2 separate regions of the Homo sapiens genome follow, and region 2 is linked to region 1. Evidence: read pairs that join two places in POLR2A ChIA-PET (ENCODE). Cell type or tissue: HepG2. All regions are shown on one strand.

The links. Peaks named below come from ENCODE experiments on the same cell type or tissue, not always from the same donor. Only the 100,000 strongest peaks of a DNase experiment are listed, where the experiment ranks them.
Region 2: POLR2A ChIA-PET joins it to region 1 with 5 read pairs; 4 of 35 experiments call an interaction of 5 or more read pairs at or near these places.

What each region holds. Positions count from the first base shown.
Region 1 is chr3:179,247,769-179,250,268 of GRCh38, forward strand. The region is part of intron 1 of KCNMB3 (potassium calcium-activated channel subfamily M regulatory beta subunit 3); the gene reads right to left. Among named protein-coding and RNA genes, the nearest start is that of KCNMB3, 2.1 kb to the right of the region's middle. In HepG2, no CTCF peak of the experiment used is centred here; no DNase peak of the experiment used is centred here.
Region 2 is chr3:179,341,987-179,344,486 of GRCh38, forward strand. No RefSeq gene overlaps it. Among named protein-coding and RNA genes, the nearest start is that of MFN1, 4.5 kb to the right of the region's middle. In HepG2, no CTCF peak of the experiment used is centred here; no DNase peak of the experiment used is centred here.

The DNA.
Region 1 (2,500 bases):
TGGTGACTTCTACATCTTTCCCCTAACAATGGTAACCTAGGAATGGCAGGAGATGAATCATAAATAACAGAAGTAGGCCACTCTCTTCCTTTTTTATGACCCCTTTCCCTCACTGAACTCCTAGGCCTTCCTCTTCCACTCCCCCTGGGCCTCCTGTTGCTCTTTGGCTGTCCAAAAAAAAAAGGGCTGTCCAAAAATAAAGCAATGTCCAAAAAGCACCCCTTGCCTTCCTTTTACCCTGAACTGACCTGGCCCCAGAGTACCACATGTTGTGTGGGCCATCCTACAAAATTAAATAGCCCCTCCCCTTCCCTAATCAGAACCCCCATTCCCCTCATTTCAGCAAACATCATTTAGGTATTAAGAAGCAAGTCTTACGTCAGAATGACAGGCATATTATTTACCGGCTATGTGAACTTGGGCAAGTTACTTGGCCTTTCTGAGCCTCAGCTTTCTCATTTATAAAATGAAAACTAAAATAACACTTCCATCATGGGCTGCTGTAGGTTTAAGTAGGATAAAATATAGTATGTATTGAGCATACAGCATATACTTAATAAGTAGCAACTAAAGTTGACCCTTGAACAATTCAGGGGTTAGGGATGCCAACACCACACCCCCAAACCTGCAGTCGAAAATTTGCATATAACTTTTGACTCCTCAAAAATTTAACTACTGGTCAGGCATGGTGGCTCATGCCTGTAATCCCAGCACTTTGGGAGACCAAGGTAGAAGGATGACTTGAGCTTAGGAGTTCACGACCAGCCTGGGCAACATAGGGGGATCCCATCTCTACCAACAATTTAAAAATTAGCCAAGTATGGTGGCACACACCTGTGGTCCCAGCTACTTGGGAGGCTGAGGCAGGAGGATCGCCTGAGCCCAGGAGGTCGAAGCTGCAGTGAGCCATGATTGAACCACTGCACTTCAGCCTGGGTGACAGAGTGACACCCTGCTTCAAAAAAAAAAAAAAAAAACTTAACTACTAATAGCCTACTGTTGACTGGAAGCCTTACCAATAAACAGTTGATTAAGACATATTTTGTATGTTTATATGTATTATATACTGAATTCTTACAATAAAATAAGCTAGAATAGCCAGGCACAGTAGCTTATGCCTGTAATCCCACTGACTCAGGAAGCTGAGGTGGGAGGACTGCTTGAGCCCAGGAGTTCAAGACTGCAATGAGCTGTGATCACACCACTGCACTCCAGTGTCACAGAGCAAGACCCCGTCTCTTTTTTTTTTTTTTTTTTTTTTTGAGACAGAGTCTCGCTCAGTCACCCAGGCTGGAGTGCAATGGCGCAATCTCGGCTCACTGCAAGCTCCACCTCCTGGGTTCACACCATTCTCCTGCCTCAGCCTCCTGAGTAGCTGGGACTACAGGTGCCCGCCACCGTGCCCAGCTAATTTTTTTGTATTTTTAGTAGAGACGGGGTTTCAGCATGTTAGCCAGGATGGTCTCGATCTCCTGACCTCGTGATCCACCCATCTCGGCCTCCCAAAGTGCTGGGATTACAGGCGTGAGCCACCGCGCCTGGCCCAACCCCTTCTCTTAAAAAAATAAATAAATAAGCTAGAGAAAAGAAAATGTTATTAAGAAAATCATGGCCAGGCATGGTGGCTCACGCCTGTAATCCCAGCACTTTGGGAGGCCAAGGCGGGCAGATCACAGGGTCAGGAGTTCAAAGGTCAGGAGTTCAAGACCAGCCTGGCCAACATGGTGAAACCCCATCTCTACTAAAAATACAAAAATTAGTGGGCATGGTGGCAGGCGCCTGTAATCCCAGCTACTCAGGAGGCTGAGGCAGGAGAACTGCTTGAATTCGGGAGGCAGAGGTTGCAGTGAGCCAAGATCGTGCCACTGCACTCCAGCCTGGCGACAGAGCAAGACTCCGTCTCAGAAAAAAGAAAAGGAAAGAAAATCATAAGGAAGAACAAGATCATGTCATTTGCGGGGACATAGATGAAATGAAGCTGGAAGCCATTATCCTCAGCAAACTAATGCAGAAACAGAGAACCAAACACTGAATGTTCTCACTTAAAAGTGGGAGCTGAATGATGAGAACACATGGACACCTAGAGGGGAGCAACACACACTGGGGCCTCTCAGTGGAGTAGGGGGAGGGAGAGCATCAGGAAGAATAGCTAATGCATGCTGGGCTTAATACCCAGGTGATGGGTTGATCTGTGCTGCAAACCACCATGGCACACGTTTACCTTTGTAACAAACCTGCACATTCTGTACATGTACCCCGGAACTTAAAACAAAAATTGAAGAAAAAAAATCATAAGGAAGAGAAAACATGTTTACTATTTACTAAATGGAAGTGGATCATCATAAAGGTCCTCTCCCTGTCCTCTTCATGTTGAGTAGGCTGAGGAGGAGGAGAAAGAGGAGGGATTGATCTTACTGTCTCAGGGGTGGCAGGCACAGAAGAAAATCCATTTATAAGTGGATTCCCGAAGTTCAAACCCATGTTGTTCAAAGGTCAACTG
Region 2 (2,500 bases), 94 kb after region 1:
GATGAACCTTAGAGATATAGTCTAGACTCAAAAGTGAAAAACATGTAAAAATAATTGTGTCCTGGGTGTCACCACAGGCTCACTCCTGTAATCCCAGCTCTTTGGGAGGCCAAGGCAGGAGGATCACCTGAGGCCAGCCTGGGCGACATAGTGAGATCCCACCTATACAAAAATTTAAAATAGCCCTGGGCGCGGTGGCTCACGCCTGTAATCCCAGCACTTTGGGAGGCCGAGGTGGGCGGATCACGAGGTCAGGAGATTGAGACCATCCTGGCTAACATGGTGAAACCCCGTCTCTACTAAAAATACAAAAAAAAAAAAAAAAAAATAGCCGGGCATGGTGGCGGGCGCCTGTAGTCCCAGCTACTCGGGAGGCTGAGGCAGGAGAATGGTGTGAACCCGAACCCGGGAGGCAGAGCTTGCAGTGAGCAGAGATAGCGCCACTGCAGTCCAGCCTGGGTGAAAGAACAAGACTCTGTCTCAAAAAAAAAAAAAAAAAAATTAAAATAAAATTAGCCAGGTATGGTGGTGTGTGCCTGTAGTCCCAGCTACTTGGGAGGCTGAGGTGAAAGGATTGCTTGAGCTCAGGAGTTCAAGGCTGCAGTGAGCTATTATTGATCATGCCACTGCACTTCAGCCTGGGCAGACAGAGTGAGACCCTGTCTCTAATAATAATAATAACAATAATTGTATATGGTATGTAGTTTTTACTTTCATCATTGTAAATTACGTGGTATAAAATTTAATTGGCATAACACTTGGATTCACGAATATTTTTACTTAGGAAAAAATTAACTTTTTAAGAAAAGCAAATTGGTGAAAAATATGAAGTAAATAATAATAGTCATACATGGATATGGAAAAAATTGGGTAGGTGATACATGAATGACTGAAATTGGAGAATACAGAATTCTAGACAAAACTGCTTGTTTATACTTCAGAAAAATGATCTTCTAACATCATTAGTCAAATGCTTTTTAAGGTAGAATAAACATGACAAACTCCCAACCACTCTTCAAATAATTTTCTTTAAAGTTAAAATGTGCTCTGTGTTTTTTATGGAATGTCATACCAACACTTAGAGAAAATAACATATTAAAAAATAAAGGACAAAAGCATATGACTCTGATTTGTAATCCCTGTTCAGTAGTAATAAATTGTGTGACTATGACCATGAACAGTAGATGTAATGTTACTAAGTTTTTCTTAGTCCATGGGTTCTGCAACTCCTTAAAACAAGCTTGTCCAACCCACGGCCCAACACAAATTTGTAAACTTTCTTAAAATGTTATGAGATTTATTTGCAATTTTTTGTTTTGTTTTGTTTTCGAGCTCATCAGCTATTGTTAGTGTATTTTATGTGTGACCAAAGACAATGCTTCGTCCAGTGTGGCCCAGGGAAGCCAAAAGATTGGACACCCCCTTCCTTAAAAACTTTTTTTTTTTTTAACCTTAAAAACTTCCATTTTTACAGGCTGGGCGTGGTGGCTCACGCCTGTAATTCCAACACTTTGGGAGGCTGAGAGGCAGGTGGATCACCTGAGGTCAGGAGTTCGAGACCAGCCTGGCCAGCATGGTGAAACCCTGTCTCTACACAAATAGAAAAATTAGCCAAGCATGGTGGCGGATGCCTGTAATCCCAGCTACTTGGGAGGCTGAGGCAGGAGAATCACTTGAATCCGGGAGGTGGAGGTTTCAGTGAGCCTAGATCGTGCCATTGCACTCCAGCCTGGGCAACTGAGCGAGACTCCTCAAAAAAACAAAACAAAACAAAAAGACTATTTTACTATGCTTCTATTTAACTAACAGCTATGGAATATCTACTATCAAGCCAAGTGCTCAGGAATACAAAGATAAACTATGGTTCTTGACCTCAAAGAGATTTACCATATAATGCAGGAAACTGTCACCTTTCTGAACTACAATTCAATTAAATATCAAATTGACTTTCATGTATCCAAGTATTTGCCTTTTGTATAATGCTACCTACCATACACGTTCTTGTCAGTTTTTTATATACTTGTGATTCAGTACTTCCAAAATATATGCAGAATGACTAAAGTTTATACTCCCATCAGCAAGATCATGTTTCCGCACAGGCTTATCAACAATATCATACAACTTTTAAATTTCCTGTAAATCTTAAGGTCATAAAGTAGTACATTATTATTGTTTAAATTTGCATAATCTGATTACTAACAAGGTTGAGACTATCTAATATGCTTATTAGTCATTTTAACTTTCATTTTGTGAACTGCTTCTCCCTATCCTTTGTCTGCTTTTCTGTTGGGTTTTCTGCTCTATTTTCCGAAGTTCTTTATTTTTAACTATTGATTTTTGTTGGCAATATATACTGCAAAAAATAGATTTCCTATGTGTCTGTTATGGATGACTTTTTTGAACAGAAATCCTTAAATTTAATGTAATAGATTCATCACATTTTCCCTTTACATTGTACCTCCTGTCTGTTAATTTTACAAAATTCTCTCCAACTAAAATG